Linked DNA regions of Homo sapiens: all the other regions are linked to region 3. Evidence: chromatin contacts called from ENCODE Hi-C or POLR2A ChIA-PET data. All regions are on one chromosome and are shown on one strand. Each heading gives the region's core, a stretch centred on a gene start or an enhancer-like site at or near the end of the contact. The rest is flanking DNA. Distances are from core to core; before and after follow the strand shown. Region 1 holds the start of FOXO6 (forkhead box O6). Region 2 holds the start of TMEM69 (transmembrane protein 69). Region 3 holds the start of KDM4A (lysine demethylase 4A). Region 4 holds the start of NFYC (nuclear transcription factor Y subunit gamma).

Region 1 (2,700 bases), core at 136-2,635, 2.3 Mb after region 3:
GAAGCGCAATGATAGAGATTTGGGAGGGAAAGCCGGCATTGGCCCCAAGTCATTATTCCAGCGCTCTAAGAAGGGTGCCCTGGTGGAAAGGGTAAAACAAGAGTCACACAAAGCAGACTTGGGGGAGGAGGGGGAGGCTCCCCAATGTCCGCGGCCTGGGAATGGGTTCCTCTGCTATGCCCCCAAGGACAGGGTGGGGACGTGCCTCGGGGACGCCTCAAAGCGGCAGTCCCTTGTCACCCTACCAGACCTCCCACCCCGCATCCCTCCCCGCAAGGGAGCACGCACACAGCTGCTCCCAGTACGCCCCCGCCCGTCCGCTGGCCGGCCCCACGCCCTGGGCGCACACTCTGTGACCCCGGGGGGTGCCAAAAAGCCCTCCTTCTGACGGCCCTCCTGGAGCCCAACACACCTAGCAGCCCCTGGAAGCCCCAGTCGGCGTCCCCAGCCCCCTCCCCAGCCGGACGCCCCCACCTTCCAGCCGGCCGAGCTGTTGCTGTCGCCTTTATCCTTGAAGTAGGGCACGTAACGGACCATCCAGTCGTAGATCTGCGAGAGCGTGAGCCGCTTGTCCGGGGCGCTCTCGATGGCTTTGGTGATGAGGTCGGCGTAGGACAGGTTCCCCCACGCGTTCCGCCGAGAGCTCTTCGCTTTCCGCAGCGGTCCGACCTCCGCGCCCAGGGGCGGCGCTGGGGCCATCGCCGGGGCCGTAGCCCGGCGCTCCGGCCCGCAGTCCTCGGCGCCCTCGGCCACCCCTGCGCCCAGCGCTCCGTCCTCGTCGCCGGCCAAGTCAGGCTGCGGCAGGGGCCAGGTACACGAGCGCGGCCGGCTCTGCGGCGCGAAGTCCGGGTCCACGTCCACCTGATGCGCTCGCAGCTTCGCAGCCATGGTCCCGCCCGGCTCGGGCGAGGAGGGGAGGGAGGCTTCGCGGAGGGTGGGCGGGCGGCTCCGGGATCTGCACGCCCCGGGGAGGCCCGCGGGAGGGGTCCCTGGCGGCGCTGTCTCAGCCGCGGGGCGCCATGGGCCGAGGCGCGGAGGCAGGGGGCTGGACGCGCTGGGGAGCACGAAGGGAGGGAAAGACCTGGGCAGTGAGGGGGCGGCGGCCCGGGAGCCCAGCGGGCACACACCTCGCCCAGCCCCGCTTCTAGCACCTGCCGCCTGCCTGCGCCTGCAGCCACCACCGCCACCGCCGCTGCCGCCGCTCCCCGGGCGCCGGCCCTGCGCACGGGCCCTGCTCTCCCGGGACGAGGCCGGATTGCACCATGCCGGAGCCCGAGCCGGTGCCGGAGCCCGCGCCGCCGCCGCCCGGTGAATGCTGCCGCCGCCGCCGCTCCGGCTCCAGCGCCAGCTCCCGCGCCTGCCGCGCTCAGCGCCGGCTGCACCTCGGGATGGGCGGGGGACGGGGAGGGGGCGGGCCCGACGCGGGAGGGGGCGGGGCGTTTCGCCTGCGGCCGCGGAATCCTCAGCCAGCCCAGGTGCCCCGCCCGCGGGCTGGGAGACCGGGCGCTGAGCTCCCAGCTCGGGGCGACCCCGCCGCAGCCCCTGCAAGCAACAGCGCCGCCTACGGAGCAGGGGCGGAGCGGCTGGCGCGACCCCGCCCCCTGCTCGGCGCGGAGGCGGGGGGGCTAGGGGGCGGAGCCCTAACACTCCCATTGGTCCGCGGCTGGACTGTCCTGCCCATGGGCTCGACAGGATCCCTCCCAGAAGCGCGTCACCGGTTATTGTTACAACCCGGGGTTTCCCGGGGCAACGGGATGGGGCGGGGCTCAGGGCACTGGCCCCGCCTTCTACTCCGGAGAGGACTGCCCCGCCCTCTGTTTGTAGACTCCTGACGTTCCCAAGTCTCCGTTCCAGGACTCTGACAGGGAGGATGATCGAACTCTGCTCTTCTTTGTGCCCTGGACTGAGCTGGGGAAAAAGAATGGGTCAAGAATACCTGGGTTCTAGGCTAGGCTTTGCCACAATTCTCGCTCCTCCATCCGCAAACATGTTCTTCATGGTGCCTGTGGTCATAGTTTTAGAGCTCCAGTTCTCAAAGTTTGACGCAGAGCAGAATCATCCCCTAGAGCTTGTTAACATTGCTGGACCCCAACTCCAGAGTTTCTGATTCGGCAGGTCTGGGTTGGGGCCCCAGACTTTGCATTTCTAACCAGCTCCCAGGTGATGCACGAGAGACCACACCTTGCAAACCATTGTTTTAGAGTCTGTGGGAGGTTCTTACTGCGGTTGTTGGAACAAGCACTTGTCTAAAGTTCACAGTGTTTGGGGAGATGCTTCTCAATCAGTTCCTGGATATTTATTGAGCACCTCTGACGCACCAGGCACTGTCCAGGGCTCTACAGTGAGAGCAGCAACTGAAACAAATGAGGTCCCCTACTGCATAGACTAGTCAGGAGTCAGATGCTAATCAGATCATCACATGAGCTCAGAAGGGCGAGGCTAGCCGAGAGGTTGGGCAGTCCGTGGCCTCATCCTACAGGCTGCTGAGCTAGGTTTCCCAGTCACCACTGCACCTGCTGGCCTTCGCTCAGGGTATTTATCCCCTCTGCCTAGAACACCATTTCCCCGCCGCAAGGCCCTCATCAGAGATTCTCCCACTCTTCAAAGCTCCGTGCAAATGTCAACTTAGCCCTGACACCTTCTCTAGCCCCAACTCCCAACACTTTCTGTTCTCTGCTTGCCCAGACCACTTGTTGAGCT
Region 2 (2,770 bases), core at 114-2,613, 2.0 Mb before region 3:
TGTATAGAAGGGGTTTTGCCATATTGCTCAGGCTGGTCTTGAACTCCTGAGCTCAAGCAATCCACCTGCCTCGGCCTCCCAAAGTGCTGGGATTGCAGGTGTGTGCCACTTAGCCTGATATAACACTTAATAAGTTACTACATGTAAATAGCTGAGAACCGTCCCTGACACAAAGCACTTTACACAGGAGGGACTGATTAAAAACTCTAATGTAAGCAGCCAGTAAAAACAGGTGAATGATAATATGGATCTAGATCTGACAATTTCATTCTTAACCAAGAGAATGGGATGTCTAAAAAAACCTACAGTTGCTGCTTAATTTTAAAAAATCGATTGGGCAGGGCGCAGTGACTCGCTCCTGTAAGCCCAGCAGTTTGGGAGGCCGAGGTGGGTGGATCACGAGGTCAGGAGTTCGAGACCAGCCTGGCCAACGTAGTGAACCTCCCCCCCGTCTCTACTAAAAATACAAAAAATTAGCTGGGCGTGGTGGCAGGCGCCTGTAATCCCAGCTACTCGGGAGGCTGAGGCAGGAGAATTGCTTGAACCTGGGAGGCGGAGGTTGCAGTGAGCCGAGATCGCGCCATTGCACTCCAGCCCACGAGACAGTGCGAAGCTCCGTCTCAAAAAAAAAAAAAAAAAATCGATTGAACTAATTTATTGATCACAGATCTTAGGGCTGGGTCAAGAAATCCTGTATACCAGTTAATGTCTTCATACTATACTTAAGGAAGCAAGTAGGGAGGTAAGTAATCCTGGGCCTCCGAGTAGAATTTAGATCACACCCACACCCACCCACCTGAGCCCCAGACCAAAATGCCCGCAGAGCGTACCCATCACTTTTGTTCAAAATCACTTTCTTCTTAAGGACTTTCCAGACCACTCCATTTAAAATCTCAACCATCCCCCCATCTTTGGAAACTCCCTTTCCTCTGTGGCACGTGCTTTCCAACTAGTGGGTATTAAAAAGTGATAACCTAAAAAGTCCAGGGACGGCAGGTGATGCGGGATTAAGGACTGAGACTCAAAGCTTAATCCTCCTAATATAAATGAAAAAGCTCAATATTCCCATTGCCCTGGTGGGAAGACTGCAAACTGCCAGCTTCAAACTGACCTCTGAGAAAGGAAGGCGGGGTTTAGACGCCAGTGTCTTCGGGAAACCCTGCCCGAGAGTGCCCGCGTCTCCAATTTACTACCAACCCTTGGTGCCCTCCCATCCCAACGTCGCAAATTTACTACCAACCCTTGGTGCCTCCCATCCCAACCTGCACCTGTGGCGACTTTGAGACTTGCCAGCGTTGCACGGAGAGAAGGAAAACAACCGCAACAACAGCCCAGGTCCACTGGAAAGGCACTTCCGGCAAGTGGATTCAGAGAGGCCCCTACTTCCTGAGGGCTGAAAAAAAATGAGTCCGGGTAGGGACTTGACCTGCGCTAATTGGTTCCTAGGCCCGGCTTTCTGTTTGGGGGCCATTCTTAATTTCTAGTTGAATCCAGATGTTGAACGGTCCTTGAAGTTCTATTCCAGGGCTCCCAGGCAGCAGAATCTGCCCACAGAGTTCGGGTAAGTAGAGTGCAAGTACTGAAACAATCTCAGAATGATGGTGGTGAAGGAAGGTAAGAGACGGGATTTTAGGCCCAGTGTGACCTGAATTGCTTGCCATCTGTGGGACTTATGTTTTACTTTGCAAAACAGGGTTTATAAGGCCTATGGGGACACATCTCACTGCATTAGGGCCCTTTACTATCATTTAGAGGGGGAAAAAAGCCCAGTTCTTACATCCATTTTCTTTGCTGGGACCTATAAACTTCATTAAGGGTTAAAGAGCACAAGAGCAGGATTTTCACTTCCATGAAAGGTGTGGTGATAAGGGCCCTAGGCTTGGGGGTGGTTCGGAAAGTCAGATCATTTCTCCTACTGCCCTCGGCTTTATTTCTCGGCTATGTGACCTTGGGCAAGTCCCTTCTCTTATCTAGACTTGTTTCACAGGAAATGGCACCAGGCAATTTTAGTGCCCTTCCGTGTCTATGGATAAAACTGAAGACATGTAGTAGGAGATCTCAGGGGCCCACGCCGGCCAGTCCCTCCAATCCTCCGGATTCTAGGTAGTCTAGCTTCCTGGTTGCCAGCCATTACACGGTTTAGCTTTCCGTGCCGGATGGAGCCACAGCGAAGTCTTCCTTAATAGTAAGCGCTTTTAGTCGAGCTAGGCCTTCAGTTTTATTGCCTTCTCTGTCATGGCAGCGCCGCCCCTTCCAGTAGTGCGATACCCAATGAGACTTCAGGTAGGAGAAACGGCACTGTCGCAAGCGCAGGCTCTCGCCGGAATCCCGCCCTTCGCTTGGGCGGGGGAGTGACGCCTGCGCTCCAGGGGAACTACTACTCCCAGCGGGTAGCGCGGCCGACGCAGCCGCGCAGCCTCCGGGGCCAGGCCGTGTGGCCCGCTGGGGACTGGAGTCTCAACGACGCGCACACGAGAAGTAAGGAGCGGAAGGTGGGAAAGGGCCGGAAAACACACGTTCCTCCGAAACCGGTTTGCAAGTCCTTGTAGAGGTAGTTTCGGGACGCGCACTGGCCAAGGGGCGGGCTGTGGGAGGGTGAAGAAAAAAGGGATACACACATGCATACCCACCCACTCATTCATACGCGCCCAGGCCCTGGAAGTGGGCAAGGGGGTTAGAAGGGGCGTACTAAACTAGGCTTGTCCGTGCCTCAGGCGGCACGAGGAAAGGCAGAGGATTCAATTCTGTAGGGGGCAGAGGTGACCATGCG
Region 3 (2,820 bases), core at 244-2,743:
CTATCTGGGGCCCAAAGGTATGGCGGTTCAGCTCCAAGACTCTCTTTGAGAGTTGGAGAGCTCAGAAAGGAGAAAAGCGCCTCCAATCCACCAGAAATCTAGTTACAGGCCTGGGAGCAGAACACGGAGCACAACTGTGTAAGGTAGGAGAGAAGGCAAATCCAGTTACCCGTATCTCCTAGGCTTCCTATCAAAAATAAGGCGTGTTTCTAAACAGGCGCTTTTCATGAACCTGGCAGAAACTTTGCATGGCAGGTATACTGTTCTCCCTGTTTTACATACCAGGAAATTTGCCCACAGCCCACTCTTAAGTGCACCTTCCACTGCTCTATACTGCTTACATACTCATCTCCACCTGGACTAAGTCCTCTGCAAGGGCAGCTCCAAGTGTGGAGAAACCCGAAGTTTATTTAATTTTGAAGACCCTCTTAAAAAGAAAAATGAATCCAAAATATCTTACTTTTGCACATTTTATAAAAACATACAATCATGTGAATACAATGTTGGGGCCCTTCCCCGGGCCTTCAAAGGGGCCCTAATGGGCTTCATCAGCCTCTGCCCCTATTCATCTTTGTATGCCTAGAACAATGCATGGCACAGAGTAGGCAATCGGTAACTGTTGAAAAACTGATTTCCTCACCCTCACCTCAATTGTTCATCCCTTCTTCAACCCTAGGATTCCCTTCCCCCAAATCTGTTCCCTGGGGAAAGCTCCCGTTTCATGACACCTTCCCTCCCAATCAGTAACAAAGCCTAGAGATTCAAGAACACCGGCTCCGAAGTCAAAACTCTGAATACAGATCCGGTCTCTGCCGTTTATTAGCTATGTGACCTTGGCTGTGTGAGCTGACTTGAGTCTCAGTTTCTCCACCTGTAAAATGGGGATCCCAACCCCCTGCCCTGCAGGGTCGCTGTGATTAGCTCAGATGATGCAAGCGAAGCACTAAGCACTAGGCCCGGTACTTACCCACTCAATAAAGCTAGCTGTTGCTAACAACCCCCTCGGACTCCCGCACCCTTCCCTCGCAGCCGCTCCCGCGAGCATCACTCCAAAGGCAGCGCACCCTGCTCCCCACCGTCCCCGAACCTCACCGCGCACAGGTTCGGCCCCTCCCGGCCCCGCCGCCTTGGCGAGTGAAGCTCGGCCGCAGGAAGAAGAAAATAAGGCCCAGATGACCCGCCCCCCTCTCCCGAGGTCCATTGGCCTTGAAGATTGGAAAGGACCAATCTCAGAACCCATTCTGGAAGCTCCTTCTCCTATTGGCCGAGAAACATGCCGATCACTCACCGCTGGAAGACCCACCCCCACCGCCCCTCCCCCACCAAAACTCACGGTCACTGCTACAGCGGCAATGATCCTCGAGAATTCCAAAACCCTATAGTTCTCACCTACAGCCCAAAGCCCCGCCAGGGCTTAGGCTCAGCTCCTGCTGTCGCCACTGGCCGATCCTACTGCTTTTCCAGCAGGCGAAGGCCGAAACTCCGCCTCCTCTAAAGTCGGCATCTGCGCAGCCGTACAGAGTCAACCAATTCAAGGGTGGCTGCAAGCCATACACCAGCCAATGAGCACGCGCCGCAGCCACCTCCCAGTCCCGACCTCAGTGTGCTCAGCCTATGAGCGCCGGCTCGGGCTGTTGCCGGGAGGAAACGCTGTACCACTAGGGACCGCGGCCAGTGAGCCTCTAGCTGGATCGCGAAGCTGGCCAATCATAGGCGGGCTCCTGGTCACCCATAACTAATCAGGGTTGAAAGAAGCTAGTACCTGGAAGTGGGCCGGTCCGGTAGATGGGTAAGGGCGGTGAGGTTACTATAGGATGTCGCTAACGAAAGGATAGGCCAAAGTTTTCTTGGGATGAGTATCCTCTTTGCCTAACGTGGAAATGTGTCGGGGCCCTTAGGGGCAGCTTCCGAGCTCAGGGAGTGCTGAAAAGATGACCGTCTTGTCCCGGTTTGTCCTGGGTGTCTCGGTTTTCAAAACAAAATCCCGTGGCCTTGGAAACCCCTCATTCGCTGTCAAGCCTGAACAGGGAAGGGAAGCTGCCCTGAGGGTCATTAGGACAGACCATGAGGGAGGCTCTCCTTAGGGTCATTAAAAAGCAATTCCTGGCCGGGCGTGGTCCCTCACGCCTGTAATCCCAGCACTTTGGGAGGCCGAGGCGGGCGGGTCACCTGAAGTCGGCAGTTTGAGACCGCCTGACCAACATGGAGAAACCCCGTCTCTACTCAAAAAAAAAATACAAAATTAGCCGGGCGTGGTGTTGCATGCCTGTAGTCCCAGCTACTCCGGAGGTTGAGGCAGGAGAATCGCTTGAACCCGGGAGGCGGAGGTTGCGGTGGGCCGAGATCGCGCCATTGCACTCCAACCTGGGCAACAAGAGTGAAACTCCGTCTAAAAAAAAAAAAAAAAAAAAAAAAGCAGTTCCTCAGTGAGCGGGGATTTGGGGGATCATTAGGAGCAGCTCTTGGGGCGGAGAGGGGGGCATCCTGGGAATCAGAAGAGGCACTTCTGGAGGGCGAGGGGGCTTCCTAGAAGTCATTAGGAGCGGTTCCTGAGGGGTAGTGAGTCGCCTTAAGGAATTCCCAGATTGTCAAGGGTAGTGGGGAAGGTCAAGTAGGAAAGTAAAATACCCACAACCAGAGTCATAAAAAAATATACAGAATTACCATGGATGAATAATGGGGTAGTGCCCTGGAAAGAGCTATATGGAGTCAGGCCTGTGTTCAAAACTAGTAACTTCTCTGAGCCTGGGAGTTCACATCAATAAAATGGAAAAAATAATGCCTTGCAAATTTTGTAAAGATGAGAGTTAATGAATGTTG
Region 4 (2,784 bases), core at 119-2,618, 3.0 Mb after region 3:
AAATTTCTGGCTAGCTCCCTTTCCCTTAAAGGGGAACCTAACAATATTTACTCAACAAATAACTACCAACTACCTAATATTTGCTAATGTGGCTTTGGAAACTCAGCCATGACCTGTATCCTTCCTAGAGCAGCAAATTTCATATACAACATCTCAAAACTACTTGTATGGTCCTGAGACTCAATAATGTATAACTGTTCTATTAATACACTTCCCAAGTCCGAAAATGTCCCCTAAAATGCTTCCTATATCAGATTTTGTCACTTTAAATCTGATACTACTTAATGCTGTGCTTCCTAGGCTCGGACAGAGCACACTTCTCAATAGCATTCCTCTCTCGGTTTACTTGCTCCTCACATCACATCCCAGGTCCGTTGACTCTGGACTCCAGGGCTCCACCAAAACCTCAGTGTTTGAATGCTTGCACTCTCCAGCAAAATCCCTGATCCGATTCTACCGTTCAGCTATGCCCCTAGCCCTGATGCCTTTCTTCCTACACCATACACTCACACCGTGGACTTCAGGGCCACTTCCAAACTGGGTCACATTAGCAACCCTGGATCTCGAAGACTCTCAGCCTGTCACTTGGGTTTCGGTGTTTCCAAGCCTGGAACCCTGAGGGCCTGCACACCCCAATCTTGGGCCATGCATGTACCAGGAAAAGCACCTCTGAAAGTGAGTGTCCCCCATTCCCAGGCCATGGCCTAAGCTACCCCCAAAGTACCTGCCAGGCCATCACCCTCTCTTCCCCCTTAAAGCCTCTAGGCTCGCCCTCTCGCCGCAACCCCACGCCTGCGCCGCAGGGGGTCATTGCCCCAGCCGCCCTAGCCCAAGACGCGCGCATCCCCGCAGCCTCAGATTCCTTCATCACCCCCTAGACCGGAGCTGGCGCGTCCAATAAGGTGCCAGGTCCGCGGCCTCCCCGCCACCGACCAATCACGAGCGAGCCCCCCCGCCGTCGCCTTCCGCCAATGGGAGAAAGCCCGCGGGCCGGGCCGACGAGGCACACGGACCCCACGAGCGCGGCGGCGGCGACAGCAGCGGGCCAGGCAAGAGCACAACATGGCGGCGGGCAGGACGGACCGAGCTACAGCAGCGGCCGCGCGAGGAAGTGAGGTCTCTGGCGAAGGCGGGAAGCGCTGCCCCTCCCCCCGCCGCCGCTTCCCTATCACCCTCGCACAGAAACTCCCGCACACTCACACACCTCTGCTCAGGAGTCCAGGAAGAGCAGGAGCCGCCCCCGCGCTCCTACGGAGTCGGGCAATGCAGAGGCCCAGGCGCGGCGGAGGGGAGGGGGAAGTGTGCGTCACGGAGAACGGAGCGCGCGCGAAGCGGGGGCACAAGCAAGATGGCGGCCACGCCGTTTGCACCGTTTCCCCTTTTCCCTTCCCCCTCCCTTGGCGCCTGGACTCCCAGTATCGTGCGGTGCGCAGAAGCTGTGCTCCTTGAGGTCTCGCGAGAATTGGGAAGGGGCGACGACAGAGGGAGGCGGAATGAGATCTGAGAGTTTTAACCCCGCCCCCTTTCGGGAGCTCGAGATCTGAGTTTTGACCCCGCCCCCTTTCGGGGGATCCGGAGGCGCTGCCCAGTGACCTCCACCACCCTGCCTATCCTTGTGGATCTCCTTGGTGCGAGCTTGAATTTTAGGAAATAAGTAGGTGTGTGCGCGTGCCCTTGAGTTTTAGGAACTAAGTAGGGGCGTGTGTGTGTATTTGTGTTTTTAATTTGGGGAGAAAGAACTGGGGGATGAAGGTCGACATGGCGTTCCAGATTAAGCATGCCGTTCAAGTAGACAGCTACTGGCACCTTAAATTCATAAAAGAGCATTTAGCACCAAACTGTAAAGTGATGTCCTCTAGAATAAAGAACAGTACTTACCAAGAATAGTTAGCTTGTAACCTTACGTCGACATAGTTGTTCTTATTTGAATGCAGATTTTAAAGTTTTATCACGCAGTTGGAAACCACAGCTACTATGAGCATGGATTTTTTCATACTTATCTCTTTCATTTCCGTGACCACTTGGTCCAAAGGCATCAGGATTGTATCCATTTTACAAATGATAAAACTGAAGCTCAAAAAGGTTAAGTAACTTGATCTAAGTCCCCACAGCTAGTAAGTGTCAAAACCCCATCCGAATAACTTCAAAACCTGTAGGTATAGTCATCAAATGTGTCTTGAATGGAATTACCTACAGTGAGAGTTAGTGCATTAGGTAACAAGCGCAGAGAGGAATGACTGCCTCTGCTGATGGTAACCTTGAATTTTACAAATGACACTGGAGCCTTTCTGAGACTAGTGTTGCATGGGTCCTCAATAAAATCACACTGTTGTTACTCACTTCCTTTGGGTTTATAACCCTGGTGATAAAGTAATTGAGAATAGTGGAGTAAACCCTCGACTTGAATTCAGGAAAATTGTTTTCAAATCCAGTTTCAATAAATCTCACATCAGGCACTCTATTTGATGAATGAATGAACAAAACCTAACTATAAGACACTTGACTTCAGGGAGTCTCAATTCCTTCATCTGTAAAAAGATCTAATTCCTAACTTTTGGTAATGTTGGGGAGAGTGAATGAAATAATGTGAGAGTGCTTCGTAAATTGCAAAAGTGTTATAAAGAAGTTACTGGTAAGAGCTACGAGTGTCTCGCTGCACTCTAGCATGGGCGACAGTGCGAGGCCCTGTCTCAGAAAAAAAAAAAGTTACTTATAATGACATTTTCAGACATGAGAAATGGCATAAAATTAAAAACAGATTCAAGAGAATAGTATGTTGAGATT

What was found. A loop is a pair of places that touch in the nucleus more often than their neighbours do. ChIA-PET counts read pairs that join two places held with the same protein, here RNA polymerase II (POLR2A). Pooled maps may share reads with other maps.
Region 1: a loop to region 3 is called in a map of naive thymus-derived CD4-positive, alpha-beta T cell, with 26 times the contacts of the local background. The contact joins the promoter of FOXO6 here to the promoter of KDM4A in region 3. A Hi-C loop is called at or near these places in 1 of 168 maps with a recorded cell type or tissue (naive thymus-derived CD4-positive, alpha-beta T cell) and 6 of 50 pooled maps. POLR2A ChIA-PET finds 5 or more read pairs at or near these places in 1 of 52 experiments (T-cell).
Region 2: a map of naive thymus-derived CD4-positive, alpha-beta T cell shows a loop between it and region 3 (14-fold over the local background). The contact joins the promoter of TMEM69 here to the promoter of KDM4A in region 3. A Hi-C loop is called at or near these places in 1 of 168 maps with a recorded cell type or tissue (naive thymus-derived CD4-positive, alpha-beta T cell), 1 of 37 single-sample maps with no recorded cell type and 9 of 50 pooled maps. POLR2A ChIA-PET finds 5 or more read pairs at or near these places in 1 of 52 experiments (A549).
Region 4: a pooled map shows a loop between it and region 3 (16-fold over the local background). The contact joins the promoter of NFYC here to the promoter of KDM4A in region 3. A Hi-C loop is called at or near these places in 6 of 50 pooled maps. POLR2A ChIA-PET finds 5 or more read pairs at or near these places in 2 of 52 experiments (GM12878 and activated CD4-positive, alpha-beta T cell).

What each region holds. Positions count from the first base shown.
Region 1 is chr1:41,360,119-41,362,818 of GRCh38, reverse strand. FOXO6 (forkhead box O6) reads right to left here and starts at 1,385. Exons shown (of 3, transcript NM_001291281.3): 1 at 475-1,385. The coding sequence starts at 888. RefSeq lists silencers at 670-889, 1,090-1,749 and enhancers at 1,548-1,842, 1,910-1,979.
Region 2 is chr1:45,686,774-45,689,543 of GRCh38, reverse strand. It overlaps TMEM69 (transmembrane protein 69), which reads right to left and starts at 1,363. Exons shown (of 3, transcript NM_016486.4): 1 at 1,269-1,363. It also overlaps a transcript of GPBP1L1 not described here. RefSeq lists enhancers at 1,352-1,421, 2,371-2,700, 2,721-2,770.
Region 3 is chr1:43,648,822-43,651,641 of GRCh38, reverse strand. It overlaps KDM4A (lysine demethylase 4A), which reads right to left and starts at 1,493. Exons shown (of 22, transcript NM_014663.3): 1 at 1,390-1,493. RefSeq lists a silencer at 1,607-1,726.
Region 4 is chr1:40,690,288-40,693,071 of GRCh38, reverse strand. It overlaps NFYC (nuclear transcription factor Y subunit gamma), which reads right to left and starts at 1,368. Exons shown (of 10, transcript NM_014223.5): 1 at 1,205-1,368. NFYC-AS1 (NFYC antisense RNA 1) reads left to right here and starts at 811. Exons shown (of 1, transcript NR_024567.1): 1 at 811-2,784. It also overlaps a transcript of RIMS3 not described here. RefSeq lists enhancers at 381-430, 451-620 and a silencer at 861-960.